2 separate regions of the Homo sapiens genome follow, and region 2 is linked to region 1. A link is a loop called in an ENCODE intact Hi-C map of the cell type or tissue named here. Cell type or tissue: Calu3. All regions are shown on one strand. Links, peaks and the distances in the headings refer to the core of each region. The heading gives the core; the rest is flanking DNA.

Evidence for each region. Hi-C counts contacts between places; a loop is a spot of excess contacts. Peaks named below come from ENCODE experiments on the same cell type or tissue, not always from the same donor. Only the 100,000 strongest peaks of a DNase experiment are listed, where the experiment ranks them.
Region 2: it touches region 1 in a loop (2.6-fold over the local background); 1 of 110 quality-filtered maps calls a loop at or near these places.

What each region holds. Positions count from the first base shown.
Region 1 is chr18:2,438,319-2,446,661 of GRCh38, reverse strand. No RefSeq gene overlaps it. Among named protein-coding and RNA genes, the nearest start is that of METTL4, 130 kb to the left of the region's middle. In Calu3, for the core only: no CTCF peak of the experiment used is centred there; a DNase peak (open chromatin) is centred at 3,591.
Region 2 is chr18:2,333,933-2,342,275 of GRCh38, reverse strand. No RefSeq gene overlaps it. Among named protein-coding and RNA genes, the nearest start is that of METTL4, 230 kb to the left of the region's middle. In Calu3, for the core only: a CTCF peak has its summit at 4,520; a DNase peak (open chromatin) is centred at 4,525.

The DNA of each region.
Region 1 (8,343 bases), core at 276-8,275:
CTAGCATAGCATCACATGACAGATAGCAGATCCTGAAAGAAATTAAAGTATTTTACCCTAGAATATAATTCTTTGACCTATTTTGAAAAGGCCTGGCAAAGCTATCTCTTTCCTTCCTTTTGTAGGTCTTTTTCTGATCCTGAAGAGATTAACTAAGAGGCTAGCACCTTTTAAGTTCTGAATATAAAACATTTGCCATCAATTGCCTCTAAGGGCGGCCACCTATGAGACTTCATCTACATAATAAGAACCTTGGTCTCCACAACCCCTTTTTTCAGCTCAGACACTCCTTTCTGTTGATCCCAAGTCTTTAGAGAATAGCTTAATTCTTTCAATGCAATCACCAATCAGAAAATCTTTGATTCTACCTATGACCTGGAAGCCCCCACTGGAAGTTGCCCCATCTTTCTGGACCAAACCAGTGTATACCTCACAGGTATTGATTGATGGCTTACATCTCCCTAAAACACCAAGCTCTGACCGGGCGTGGTGGCTCATGCCTGTAATCCCAGCACTTTGGGAGGCCAAGGCGGGCAAATCACGAGGTCAGGAGTTCGAGACCAGCCTGGCCAACATGGTGAAACCCCGTCTCTATTAAAAAATACAAAAAATTAGCTGGGCACAGTGGCAGGTGCCTGTAATCCCAGCTACTCGGGAGGCTGAGGCAGGAGAATCATTTGAACCTGGGAGGCAGAGGTTGCAGTGAGCTGAGATTGTGCCACTGCCCTCCAGCCTAGATGACAGAGTGAGACTCCATCTCAAAAAACAAACAAAAAAACAAACACCAAGCTCTAACCCAACCACCTTGGGCACATGCCCTCAGGACCCCTTGAGACTTGGTCTTGGGCTTTAGTCACTCATATTGGGTTCATAATAAACCTTTTTAAATCTTTTACAGTTTGACTCTCTTTGTTGACACTCAATTGCCTTCAGCTCAAAATAATTCTTATGCCACAGTGGCATATTTTGGGGTGGCATAGTCTGACATACAATACCCCAAACAAAAACTGTCTGTGATAGTCTATAAAAACCAACTATTTAGGCAGGAGGCCCAGAGTACCAAGACAAATGGGGAATGTAGGTCCCCTACACACCTTCACACTGCATAAGGGGAAGACAGCCCAGGTAGCTCATTCTATCCAATGTAGGAGATAAAATTCTCTAAAAAGCCATTCTGGGTTGGAGAAGTTTCAAAGATGGTTTTTGCCTCCAATTTCTGGGTACATCTCTGACCTTTAATATTGCTAAGTATGTTAAGAACAAGAAGAAAAGTCAATGCCCTTTCTTTCCCTCTCCTCATTTTCTTCTTTTGGTTTTTCAGAATAAATTGAGGTGGGAGAGAAATAAACTCCTTGGTTTCTAAGCAGTGCAAGGAAAAACCTGCCTGTGGCAGAGTAAATGATAAAGAACCTTAGTTCTGTATTTGAAATGTAAATCAAATACTCTCGGTAGTCAGTCCTTTTAATCATCTAGTGATAATTATCCAAAACAGAACCAAAACTTCAACACCATGAGCATACAACATTCTCAAATTCTTAATCTGGACCACTTTTTTGACTAATGAAGCTTAAATTTTTATTATCCTCTTTAGGCTGGTTTATACTCTTGGCTCATATTGGTTTTATCCTTATCAAAGTTAGCAAGTAATTTTCATAACAAATGTACTCAAAGCATACCTCCCCATGTTATATTTGTGTAATTAAAAAATCCAATTTAAATGCAGAATTTTACATTTATTCTTATCTAATTTTTATTTTTTTTTATGACGTTGTTGGAAACCACTATTGGGGCTCAGAAAACAATACTCCAAAATGTGGTGCTTTGGCATGTGGAGTGCTTTCCACAAAGAAGACTGAAAGGCCTCAGAAATATGCCTCAGAGCCAAGATCTCTCTCTGACCTTCTCCTCCTCCCCCTTTCCCTTCTGAAGCATAGGCAGGGGCTCTTTCTGAAGTTCCCTTATCTGACTGAGGGAAGTTCATCCAGAAGGAATGCAATTGTATTAACCCCCCACCCCGGAATCTACATTCACCAGAGACAATTGATCATCTTGCAGGAGAGGAAACTAAAAGTCTTCACACCTAGGCCACCAAACTGACAGACTTTTCATCTATTCTTTCAACGATTCTTTTCAGGGATATTACTTGAGATGCTTTATCTGCATAAAAAGACAACCTTTGTTTGCAGTTCATCTCTGCCTTCACCATCTTCCCATAGCATGTCTCCACCTCCCACAGAACTCAGAGGAACTTGTCTCGAAGGGGCCCATTTATTTCCCCTAACAACCATTTCCTCTTCCTCGAAAATTGCTTAACCCCTTGCTCTACTCTACTCTATGAAGAGTGTATTTAAGCTTTAACTTTCTTGCCCTTCTTTGAGTATTATGTTTTCTGTGGCCCCTGTGCACACTGATAAATTTGTACGCCTTTTCTCCTGTTAATCTGTTTATTGTCAGTTTATTTCAGCAGACTTGATTAATGGAAACTTCAGAGGGAAAGCTTAAACTTCCCTATACCATCAGCATAATTTTGATATTGAGCCCATCAATCAACATACCAAGAAATCATTTGGCTTTTTATGAGAAGCTAATAAAAATATCTTCATCTGTCTTCATGTAGATAAAAAATTATAAAATGTTGAATGAGATAGGAACAAGGTTAAAACTCTGTGTGGCACAAAAGTCCTTCCTTTACTTTGGGGTATTTAGGTATATTTAGTTAGTTGACCCTCTGGGTACGTCATTAAGATGGCCAGCCACAAATCCATGCAATTCTGCTTTTATGAAGCCAAAATGTCAGTGTTTCAGCTACATGAGCCAATAAGCTCACACCTTAATGGAGAAGGTGTCTAAAATCAAGATGTATGATATAGACAGCATTCTCCCAGTACAATATTTCATTCTTAAATCTTAAGAGTGGTTTTTCTCATTTTCTCTATTATTTTTATGTGTTTTATTAAGCTATTTTGTCATTTAGTTTTCTATCCAAACTTCTTTATTGTCATTACTCTCTGCTCTATTATCTCTTTGAGTCATTATGAATGGACTACATCATTGCAGATGTGCTAATACATAAAAAAAGTAAGGAAATGATTACTTATTGACTATTTGGATGTGAATTAAGAACCATACCTCTTCGGCGTTAAGCTTGAATCGTTCTTAACAATCAAATATTAGCTTTCCAAAGATACCATAGCAAAACATTATTTTCATCTTCAAAATATTAATCAAAAGAAATGAAGAAATTGTTTGATTTAATTTTCTCCTGTTGAGCTATAACTTGTGGGATTTTAGCCTATAGGTGAAATAATAAGAAAAGATCAGGCACAAAGAGATGGCAGGATGCTAGAAATTCTAAATGGTTTTAATAAAATCTGATGATCTGTCACATCAGGTGCTGTGAATCAATTGCAGACAGAAAAAAAAGATAAGCAAAAGGCAAACACAGAGGTATGTTGTTTAATAACAAAGGATGGGTTTGGCAGAGGGCAGACTGCATTTGCTGCTCTCAGGCGGGGGGAAGATGAAGTAGACTTTTCTTTGTAGAAAGAGAAAATGGATCTTTTCTACCTTGATAGAAGTCTGCAGATCTGGGTATGTCCTCAACTTTTGTCTGATACCTTAGCCCTGTTGACCTGAAATAGAGCCTGCCTGGGATGTACTGGCAGAGCTCCTTTCCTCATACTTTCAGTATAATTCTGACAGAGAAATTCTGAATCACTATCTTAGGATTCTAAGGAATGTATAAGGAAGTCACACCGGTTAGACTACAGAACTAGAATTCTTTTAGATGACGGGAGGCCAGCTATATAATTATACCATTTCTGAATCAGAATTGACATTCAGATTATTTAGTCCAGCCCCTTTATTTTTGGAGCTCGATGATATATTCAACTGTGGGGTAGGATTTTCAATTTTGAAGATAATTTGGATAGTATGAAAGCTCTAGGAACCAAGGTTATAGAGTGTGGAATTATAGACAATGGAAACCCAGACAGTGGGAGGGTGGGAGGGGGTGAAGCATGAGAAATTACTTAATGGGTTTAATGCATGATATTTGGGTGATGGTTACACTAAAAGCCTAGAGTTTACCACTACACAATATATTCATGTAACAAAACTGCACTTGTAACCCTTAAATTTATACAAAGGAAAAACAAAGCTGTATGTGTCAAGGTGAAACATTTAATAAACAGTATTTACAAGTTTCATTATGACAATAATAATAGTGAACATTCACTAAGTGCCATGCACTGTCCTCAACACTTGGCATAGATTAGCTCATTTAGTCCTAACAATTAACATTGGAGATGGGTATAATTTTCATTTCCCATTTTACAGAGGGAGAAAAGAGGCACAGAAAGAGAATTTGCTTAACAACTGAGACATGAAAGCGCCCTGGATTTAAACCCAATAACTTTATCTCTAGAGCTTGCAGCACTTAACCACGATGCTGTCCTCCTCTCAGGACCGTAGAGAGATAAAGCAACCACAAATTTGTTGTGTAAACTGTTAGCTGAAAGTCACTAAATTAGGTATATGTAATTAAGGATGCTATGTCATTAGTAGTTCTGTATTGATAACAAAAATGCTGGGGTTGTCAAATTTAAATACTATCCCCAGAAGGTTTGGAGTTGTATAATTTAAAAATGTGTCTAATCTTTGTCCTAGGTTACTGGCATGGAGCGTCTAACACCATGGGAACTTTTCAAGTGGTAGAAGCATCTTTGTTATTCTTGAGCCTCTTGGGTCACCCCTGAGTTTATGCAAATGAGGTGGTTCACCGTGGGCCCCTAGGTAGCTTCAGGAGGGGAGCTGCTCACCAGAAAGGACAACTATGTGATTAAAGAGTTGAGATGTGGAGTCAGCCTGACCCCTGAGGAGGAACAGAGGGCTGGAGATCAACTTCAGTCATGTGGCCAATTATTTAATGAATCATCTCTATGTAATGTAACTCCAGCAAAAACTCTGGAAACCGAAGCTCAGTGGTGCTTTCTGGCTGGTGAATGCACAGATGTTCTGGGAGGGTGATGGGCACTGATTCCATGAACACAGGGCAGAGAAACTCTGTACTTGAGACCCCCCTACACTTTATTCTATGTGTGTCTTTATTTAAGTGTTCCCAAGTTATATCCTTTATAATAAAATTGTGATCATAAATATAATGCCTTCTAAAGTTTCGTGAGCCACTCTAGTGAGTTAGCGGGATTGTGGAAATCACCCAGAACTGGAGCCAGCTGATATGAAGTGAAGGCAGTCTTGTTGTGGACTCTGCCCTGTAACTTTGGGGTCTCTGCTAACTCCAGGTGGTTAGTGCCATAATTGAATTGCAATACACCAGTTGAGGTCAAAACAGAATAAGGGTGAATAAAGGTAAAAATTTATCATGACTTCCTCACACCTGGCAACAAAGCTAAGACTTTATGTCATTAAAATATTGCAGGCAAACATGTGGAGGGCTGCAGAAGATGACCTTGGTCTTGACTTCCTCCTGAAGAATGTATGTGTATGTGTAAGTGCATGGTATGCATGTGTATATGAAATTGGAATATCTTGAATTACATAAAGGCAGCCCTCATTTTATTGCCCTTCACTTTATTGTATTTTGCAGTACTTTTAAAAAAAAATTGAAGGTTTGTGGCAACCCTGCGTTGAGCAAGTCTGTCAGTGCTCTTTTCCCACAGCAGGAATTGTTTTTTTTCTTTTTTCTTTTTTTTTTTTTGAGACGGAGTTTTGCTCTTGTTGCCCAGGCTGGAGTGCAATGGTGTGATCTCAGCTCATTGCAACCTCCGCCTCCTGGGTTCAAGTGATTCTCCTGCCTCAGCCCCCTGAGTAGCTGGAGTTACAGGCATGCGCCAAGTGGTCAGTGATTTTTGATGTTACTATTATAATTGTTTTGGGGTGCCATGAACTGCATCCATATAAGATGGCAAATGTAATCAATAAATGTGTGTGTTCTGACTGCTCCAGCAACCAGCTGTTCCTCCATGTCTTTCACTTTCCTTAGGCCTCTCTGTTCCCCAAGACAAACAGTGTAGAAATTAAACCAAATAATACCTTACAATGATGGTCTCTCAGTGAAAGGAAGAGTCACGTGTCTCTCACTTTAAATCAAAAGCCAGAGAAATAATTAAGCTTAGTGAGGAAGAAATGTTGAAAGTCAACATAGGCTGAAAGATAGGCCTCTTGCATCAAATAGTCAGCCAAGATGTGAATGCAAAGGAAAAGTTCTTGAAGGAAATTAAATGTACTCCTCCAATGAACACACCAACGATAAGAAAACAAAACAGCTTTATTGCTGACATGGAGAACGTTTGTGTGGTCTCGATAGATCAAACCAGCCATAACATTTCCTTAATCCAAAGTCTAATTCAGAGCAAGGCCCTAGCTCTTTTCAATTCTGTGAAAGCTGAGAAAGGTGAGCAAGATGCAGAAGAAAAGTTGGAAACTAGCAGAGGTTTGTTCATAACAAAAGTGCAAGATAAGGCAGCAAGTGCTGATGTAGAAGCTGCAGCAAGTTATCCAGATCTAACTAAGATCCTTGATGAAGTTGGCCACACTAAACCACAGATTTTCAGTGTAAATGAAACAGATCTCTATTGAAAAAATATTTTGACTTTTAAGTCTTATTATTTAAGAAATACATTTTGTAAGGCTGTAGCTGCCATAGAGAGCGAGTCCTCTGATAGATCTGGGCAAAGTCCATTGAAAACCTTCTGGAAAGGACTCATCATTCTCAATGCTATAAAGGACAACTATGTGATTCATGAGAGGAGGTTAAAATAGCAATTCCAACCCTCGTGGGAGGCTTGAGGGGTTCAATACTTCAGTAGAGGAAGTCACTGCAGATGTGGTGGAAATAGCAAGAGAACTAGAATTAGAAGTGGAGCCTGAAGATACGACTGAATTCCTGCAATTTCATCATCAAACTTTAACAAATACAAGTTGCTTCTCATGAATGAGCCAAGAAATTGGTTTCTTGAGATGGAATCTACTGGTGAAGATGCTGTGAATGTTGTTGAAATGACAAAAAAGAATTTAGAATATTACATCAACTTACTTGATAAAGCAGCAGCAGGGTTGAGAGGATTGACCCCAATTTCAAAAGAAGTTCCGCTGGGGATAAAATGCCATCAAATAGCATCACATGCTACAGAGAAATCTTTCATGAAAGGAAGAGTCAATCGATGCGTAAACTTCACTGTTGTTTTATTTTAAGGAATATTCATAGCCACCCCAACCTTCAATAACCACCAACATGATCAGTTAGCAGCCATCAACATCAAGACAAGATCCTCCACTGGCAAAGACTACAACTTGCTTAAGGCTCAGATGATCATTAGTATTTTTTAGCAATAAAGTATTTTAAAATTAAGGTATGTACACTTTTTAGACCTAATGGTATTGCACACTTAGTAGATTACAGTATAGTGGAAACATAATTTTTATATGTACTGATAAACCAAAAAAAGTGTGTGACTCACTTTATTGCAGTGGTCTGGAACTAAACCTGCAATATCCCTGAGGTATGTGTGTAAGTAATTAGAATCTCTGATTAGACACAAAGAACTTACCAAGAAAAGAGAATCTAGAAATGTTTTATTGACTTAAAGTCTTCCTTTTTCATAGTAAAATCATAAACACTTAGGCAGGAAGGAGCTTATGATATCACTGAACTCAGTCTCTGAATTTTACTGATGAGGACGTTGAAGTCCATAGATTCAGATTTGATAATTCATCTAAGGTTACATGTTTAATCAGGATGAGGGTGGAACTTGATTCCAGACTGCTCCAAAGCTGGTCTGTAATCTAGCCTTGATGTTTTCTAGCTGAAAACACTAAACGAGAAGTTGTGCATATAAACATTTATGTAGTTTTACTTTGTGTTTTTTTTTTTTTTTTTCTGAGATGAAGTTTCACTCTTGTTGCCTAGGCTGGAGTGCAATGGTGTGATCTCGGCTCACTGCAACCTCTGCCTCCTGGTTCAAGTGATTCTCCTGCCTCAGCCTCCCAAGGAGCTGGGATTACAAGCATGCACCACCATGCCTGGCGAATTTGGTATTTTTACTAGAAATGGGGGTTCTCCATGTTGGTCAGGCTGGTCTCGAACTCCTGACCTGAGGTGATCTGGCCACCTCGGCCTCCCAAAGTGCTGGGATTACAGGCATGAGCCACCACGCCTGGCCTGTAGTTTTACTTTGTGTGTAATTTGGCAAGAAATATCATTCTTATTGAAAATTTCAAACACCACAGAGGTATCCAGAATAAGTATCAAAGCTCCTTTTTCCCACAGTAGCCACAATTCTCTGTGAGAAAGTCATTTTTACAGTTGGGTATGTATTCTTC
Region 2 (8,343 bases), core at 93-8,092, 100 kb after region 1:
TGATTATTTAGGCACGTGTTGTTTCGTTTTCACATATTTGTGAGTTTCTCAAAATTTTTCCTGTTACTGATTTCTAATTTCATTCCATGGTGGTCATATAATACACTTTGTATTATTTTTGTTGTTTTAAATTTACTGCAGTTGGTTTTATGGCTGAACATGTGCTCTATCCCGAAGAATGTTTTATGTGTACTTGGGAAGAATATCTATTCTGTTGTGGTTGGATGGAAGGTTCTATAAATATCCTTTAGGTCTAGTTGGTTTATAGTGTTATTCAAGCCTTCTATTTAATTGTTACTCTTCTGTCTAGTTGTTCTATTCATTATTCAAAGTGGGATAATAAAGTCTGCAGCTATTACTGTTGTTCATTTTTCTCTCCGTTTCTGTTAGTCTTTGTTTTGTGTATTTTGGTATTCTGCTATTATGTGCATATAGTTATAATTGTTATATCTACCTGATTGTTTGTCTCTTTTACGTTTATAAATTGTTCCTTTTATTTCTAGCTTTTTTGTTTTAAGGCATATTTTGTATGATAGTGGTATAGCACTCCAGTGTTCTTTTGATCGTAGTTTGCATGATATAACCATTTCTATCCTTTTGCTTTCAATTTATTAATACCTTTAAGTCTAAAGTGTGTCTCTAGTAGATAGCATATAGTTGAATTATGTTATTATGCAGTCTAACAATCTTTCCCTTTTGATTGGATTCTGTAATCCATTCACATTTAATGTTTTCATTGATATAGTTGTATTCATGTCTGTCATGAGTAAGAGGTACCTGGTAGGTATCCTCTGAAGAAAAGGTAAAGGAAGAGAGAAGTGTAAGTGATGTGGACCTTTGCCTTTATCTCATGCGAGTGACTTACATGTATATCTAGCATATGGTGAACTCTCGAGTACTTAGGATTATCAAAGGGGAGGGGAGAGGTCAACAGAACCAGGCACCAGCCACTTAGTGCAGTTATTCTAAGCTCAGTACTTACTGCATGAAATTGAGTAAGTGACTGTTCTTTTTGAGCCATAACTTCTTTATCTGTAAAGTAGATGTAGTATTACATACTTTGCAGGGTTGCTGTGAAAACTAAGTGCCCTGTTGTGTGCAATGGCATTTGGAACTAGGCCTAGCTTGTTGTATGTGCTCTCCACCCTTCTCCCTTTAGCGCTCCGCTTCGTGGAGGGATTTGAGACTATAGCATTGAATAGAGATTTAAAAAGTTTTGTGAGTGATCCAGTACCAATTTTAACACATATAGCAACTCTCAGTAACCATGCGCATTACACTCTTGTGTATCTTTATAAAGGAAAAATTCTACCATGTGTCACTTCGAATAAATAGTGTATAAGCCAAAGGGCCTGTCCGAAGAAAACCAGTGAGGATGCAGAACCTTGTTTAAATAAAACAAGATTCTAGATGGCTAGAAGTAGTGAAAACTAAACTAATAGTTCCAAAGTTCATGATAAATGAATTAGGAAAGTAATCAAAAAGGCTTAGCAAAGCAGTGCAGTCATTCTTCATCTTAATGAATCTCTTAAAGAGTAAATAAAAGGAGGAAGATGAAAGTAATTATTGACTGTGTACCTAGTTGTTGGAGCTGCTGGTATCTCCAAGGAATACAATTCATAAAGCTGAGGCTTTAAGTGAATATCCATATATATCATGCAGCTGCCTCAGAGCTGGGGAATGATATATCATGTTTACATAATGGGCGTATAAATACTTAGTTTAATGAACATGTCATGTAGAACTCCATCCCTCTGTCAAGACCGCTGAATTTATAGAGTGAGTTTCTTGGGTGTTAGGAGGGCTAGAGAGAACATGGCAGGAAGTGTCAGATGCTTGAGTTAGCTCTCATTTTAGCGATCCTTGCTGGGTAGAGAAGACTTTAAATTTCCCTGCCTGCTATTGAACAGCAAAAGAGTCAGAGGAGACGAATGAAGAAGAAAACATTATTGGCAAGTGTTCCATGAAAGGAAGAGGAATGATCCACAATATTATTATTGCTATGAGAAATGTAACAAATGTTCTTTCCGACTATATCGGAAAGGTATATATGGGTCAGAGGGTGGGTTTGCTGGTGCAGATTTTATTTGAGTCAACCCAATAGAATACTATTAGAGCTGGGAAATTCCTGTTCATTTTAATGATGAATAAAGAATATGCAGATTAGCCGGGTCATTTGGACTGACACAACAATTAAGTCATCTTGTCCAATAAGTTGTATAATAACTCTGATTATATAATGATCACATTACTTTACAAAGCGGGTGGGGATCAGAGCAGGAGGAGACCACACAATACTTAGGGGCTGGTTGCAGTAAAGTTCTGGATAAAAGGTAATGTGTGGGCCGGGCGCGGAGGCTCACGCCTGTAATCCCAGCACTTTGGGAGGCTGAGGCGGGCGGATCACGAGGTCAGGAGATCGAGACCATCCTGGCTAAAACGGTGAAACCCCGTCTCTACTAAACACACACACACACACAAATTAGCCGGGCGTGGTGGCAGGTGCCTGTGGTCCCAGCTCCTCGGGAGGCTGAGGCGGGAGAATGGCGGGAACCCGGGGGGCGGAGCTTGCAGTGAGCCAAGATGGCGCCACTGCACTCCAGCCTGGGAGACAGCGAGACTCCGTCTCAAAACAAACAAACAAACAAACAAACAAACAAAAAGGTAATGTGTCCAGGATGAAGCAAGACACCAGTCAGCAGTTGAAAGTTCCAGAACAGAGAGAAGATCTGTTGAAGCAGATTGCTGGGGCCCCAGTCAAACAGAATTCTAGTTCCAGCCCACTTTTTAGTGTGGGCATATCCAGCTGTGTTGAGGATATTGGAGTCCTGACTGTAGCTGTTTTAGGAGCTCAAGTTGCAGACACTTGACTAGTTTCTCTCCTCACCTCCTGGAGAAGGCGAGGTGCTAAATATCCAACAGATTTGGTTAGAATTGACACAAAGATTGAATGTAACTACTTTTTTCCAGCTGAAGCTCTTTAGGGCCTGATACTGAGCAGGGCTGAGCAAGGCTGAGATTGACATACTCTTTGTGTAAGTGTGGTGGAAATGACAAATGTGTGGCCCAAGGCCGCCTTTCGGTTTGCAGATACAACTGATATTTACGGAGCCTCTTGTCGTCTGCCATTTAGGTTATGTCTAGACAGAAAAATAAGCCCGAAGAACAGTCAATCCAAAACTTCAGACATTTTCATAGCGGAATTGAATCAACTGTAATCAAATAGATATCTTATGTTTAAACCAATCCTAAAATGACCTTCCTCTAAAAATAAAGAACCGTTCTGAAAAAGGTCAATTCTGTTGTATTGTGTGGTCAAGGTCTAAAATATTTGCCTCTTAAAATCTTTTCTAAAAGAATGTTACAGGGATGGTCACTAGGAAAACCTGCCTCTTCCTGTTGCTTCCTTGAGTCAGAACTATTATACTGTGGTAACATGGAGCCCATGATAGCAAAAGCTTGCCCCCTGATTTCTAGGAAAGCTTCTAGACCACATCCTCTTTAGCCTCCAGTCTATGGCGAAAGCTACACCTAGTTTGTTAATCACCAGGAAAACCATGTTCTTTCTTTAGAATCTCTAAAGATATGACAATGGAAAAAGTGTGAACTACGTTTAATTTTGTTTGCTGATCTTTAATAAATGAGTTAATCAATATGTGTAATCTTTTCCCAGCTTTGCTAAACGTTCAGAAAATTTGAACAGTTAATATTGCCTTACTAGAGGAGATTTCTATGAAAAAATTCTATTTTTTCCCCCAAATTAAAATTATGATGGCACATTAAAGGGAAATATACTACACATTGTGGGTGTCTAAACTCTAGGGACTACAATTTTGGCCAAGATTGAATTTCTACTTATACATAATTTGCTATTATATTCTGTTATAGTGGGTAAATCTTTAAGATAAGGGACAGAAGGAGGAAAGAGAGAATATGATTATAGTTTATATGCTGTAACAACATATTTCTTATTGTTAACTAAATTAGATCCAGATATTTAAAATAATTAGTGTTGAATGATGTAAAACATTCAGCTGTAGAGTTTACACTTTTTTATCTCAAATCGGTATCATTACATTCATATTTTGCAATGTGAAATTCCTTAAATTTAAGATAAACATAATGAAATTCTGACCATTTTCAATAAACCCTATACATTTTCCTGTACTTTGATCATATATTGCTCTCTCTATAGTAAATTCAAAGTTTGGTTTAGTGGAAAGGGTGTTGGTCTTGCAGTTAGAGTATCTGGCTTTGAATCCAGATAGGTCTACCTATTAAGTATGTAAACTTACAAGGGTTAATTTATTTAATCCTGTCAAGTCTCAGTTCTCTCATCTGTAAAACAGAAACAATAATAATTTCCTCACTAGGTAATAATGGATATGGACTTCGAAAGCAACTAGACTAGTGTCGATGCTTGCTAGTGCCTGTCTGTAAAACAGAAACAATAATAATTTCCTCACTAGGTAATAATGGATATGGACTTCGAAAGCAACTAGACTAGTGTCGATGCTCGCTAGTGCCTCCATGTGGTGGATGGATGGATGGCTGTTCCAGGTGACCTTGAAAGTCATACCCAACTTTAGTTTCTTTGACCAGTGGGTTATAAAGGGTCCTTTGCACTGTTTTTCATTCAACTCACATACTATTGGGCATGTACTAGGTATCAGTTACTCAGCTGTGTCCTTGGTGGGTACGTATGGGGGACGTGAGCACATGGGGAAAAGGAATACATTCGCCTCTCTTCTGCCTTGCTTCCTTGCCTTCACTGTGTACTGTCACCTTCCAGCTCATCCAGAACTTGTCCCTTGTCTCTGTCTCCATTGACTGTGTCCAGCGTCCTGTACTTTTTAGGACCCATTCCCCATCTTCTGAGGTTTTTTGGAGGGTAAATGAATTAATACAATCAAACACTTAGAGCAGTTTCCTGGCATTAAGTAAATGCTCCACAGTTTTAGTTATTATTGTTATCTGCTCATTTCTCCTGAGCTGTGGTGTATTCTACTGGGTTGGTCACCTTCTATTCAGGTTCCTTCTGGGCAAGAAGTTCCCTCACTGTCTGTGAGGAATACAAGAAAGATGAGAGCAAGGATAAGAGTGTTGGTATTTAGGTTAAAAACATTGAGTATGACCTTTGTAAGATAAGAAACTGCAGAGTTATCCACAGGACAAGCATATCTTATGTGATAAAATGTTGACTTAAAAAGTATTATTTATAATTTTTCATAAGTTTTATTTATTTGTCATACTTTTCATATTTCTAAGTTTTACAATGTATATAAGATATCAAAAAATGAAAAAGACTACAGAGAAAAGCATCCATGCACATCACATATCTTCTGCATTCTGTAAACAACTCAGTTTACTTCCAACAATTGCATCAGAAAATTTCTTACCAAGGAAGAGTGACCTTTAAAAGGAAAGACCTGACAACCAGAAAAACTACACACCATTTACAGAGGGATTCAGTGGAATTTACTTCCTCTGTTTCCCTGGCCCCTGGAGGAAATTATTCATTCTGGAAGGGCACAGTTGATTGAGGAAGAAAGACACTCAGATAGAAAGAGACAATGCTTTTGAACTGTGTTTTTGGGAGAGACCTTTAGATTCTCATCTATAAAGGGAGGCATTTGGACCAGGTTATTTTAAAGGAGCAGGTCAAACAAGGTGAGCTGTGCTGTGCTAAGCTACACATATTTGTGCCACTTAGGTAGAAATCATAAGGTTGTTACCAGACTGCAAATGCCTAGCTAGATGAGTCCAAGAACTTCAGCTGACTAGTTCTTGAATGCACGGTACATAGCCCAATACCTGGCCAGTCTTCTGTGTTCTGTCTATTACACCTGCAGAGAGATACTTCAGAAGAGATGTTTTACCTTGCAGGAGTGTGGTGAGGGGGCAAGTGAGGTAATGCATTTAGATGTACTTAGAAAGCTGAAAGATCGTTTTCCCCTTTAGAGTTATAAAATGAAGGAACTAAAGATAGAGTGAAGATATTTCTTTGATTTTGAGAAATCTAGAGCTGGAAGAAAATGTAAGCATAATCCAGTGCAGCCTACTCATTTACAATGGTAGGAGCAGTTCTAGAGGTAAAGTGACTAGCCAGTAAGGTAGCTGGTGGCTGGCAGATAATAGAAAGCAGAAGTTCACAGTTCTGAATTCATGAACCTGCAGTTTTGATCCGTTAATATCAATATTCATAAAAGATCATAAAGAGACATAAAGCAAAAGAGGTTACCTGCACCAATATAACACCCAAGGCCATTGTGATATTTGCACTTGAAAATTTCAACTAAATAAGTAATAGACATTTTATAAAAGAAAGCTATATTGCAAGTCAGGCTTTTTTTTCATAAAACAGTGGAAATATAAGTTTAAATATGGGAATAGTTCTATGCATCTTTTAGTTGGTGACTCTTGATCTACCATGGGAGGCTTTGTACAGAAATTGCATTTATTTCCCCTCATTGAGTTAATGTGCATATATGCAGAGCACAATTTAGTAGTAATAAACAAGGTCTTCGTTTGGTAGTAATGAACCAGGTCTTTGGTTTATTTCTTTTTTTTTTTTTTTTTTTTGAGACAGAGTTTCACTTTTGTTGCCTGGGCTGAAGTGCAGTGGCACGATCTCAGCCACTGCAACATCCGCCTCCCGGGTTCAAGGGATTATCCTGCCTTAGCATCCCAAGTAGTTGGGATTACAGGCACCCACCACCACACCTGGCTAAATTTTGTATTTTTAGTAGAGATGGGGTTTCACCATGTTGGCCAGGCTGGTCTCGAACTCCTGACCTCAGGTGATCTGCCATTCTTGGTCTTCCCAAAATGCTGGGATTACAGGCGTGGGACACCACACCAGACTGGTTTCTTTCGTTTTTAATGACTATATCTAGCTCTTTGTTTACCAATGTACCAATGTGTATTTTCAGCCCAAATCATTAGAAGTTTAAACATATTTACTTCTTATAGTTGCAACTTTTAAGTGAAATGTTTGAGAATATCTTTGATTATCGGACTCAGAAGGGATTCTATAAGCTCAGAAAAATGCAAAAAATCTGCTCATGTTGTATGTGTGGATGTCTTTAGGATAATCTGAATTTTCAAAATTTATCCACAGGTAATTAGCGTTGGTGTTCATCATCTCTACGGAGTCTTTGCAGTGGGGATGGTTTGAGTGGGAACTGGCAATGTGGCAGTTAGCAGGTGAGTACTCCGAGAGACCAGATAGAAGCAGAAAAAAATAAGAAGGGTTAAGCACACTTTTCACATATATCTTTAAAAATAATGGTCTATTCTTATACATGCTCATTTTAGAACATTTAGAAAATACCAAAAAGCACAAAGAAAAAAAGGAAAACAAATCCTGCAATCCTGTTATTCAGAGATAACAACCATTACCAGTTTAGTATGTAGGACCTCCAGACTGTTTTTTAAAAAATATGTTTAAACAATATGTATAAAGAAAAATGAAATCTTACTGTCTTATAATCAGTCTTCTCTACCTACAATACCATAATTATATTTTATATAATTAAATACAACATATGCTTTCAGTCACATATTGAAAAAAAGATTTCTGAGGATCATTCGAACCAAATACCACGTATAAAGACTTCATTTGTAAAGTGTCTTAAATTGTTTAATTCCTATCAAGCTCCCACCTTGCACTGTGCGAGGGATATAAGAGATTTTACAGTGATGATTTTTTTGTAATGCAGTACTAACAGATACATTTTTGAGGATAATTGTTTGGATTTTTGCAGGGAACTTGTGGTTTTTAAACCTACAGCACTGGTTCTCAGAAATACTTGTAATTTAAAAGTAACAAATCTTCTTCCCAGAAATATTCCCTATATGTTTTTCCTTCATAAGGTGAGGAGAAGTAGGGATTTTAGAACTTCTGGACAATGCATTTTATAAGACAGTGTAATAAAGTTAGCTAGATTGTGATGGGGTGGTGTCTTCTTCGCCTCAAGGAGAAATATATTTTGAGCATAGATAATTTTTAAATAGCTAAGGCCATGGGCAAACCATTTAATAACATTCTCTATAGAAAAAGAGAATTCTGTTTATAGAAATGAATCTCAAGATATTCTGGGCCATTAGGTCGGTCCATGAAGAGTAGAGAAGGGTGGGGATTCTAGAGAATTGGGATACTTTATTTACCCCTGAGGTTCAAATTTGGTGTTGTGGCCATTATTGAGAGTATCCAAAATAAAAAGAATGGGTACACATTTACATGGATAAACACAGAGGTTCTTTTATTTTATTTATTTATTTTGAGACAGGGTCTTTCTCTGTCACGCAGGCCGGAGTGCAGTGGTGCAATCATGGCTCACT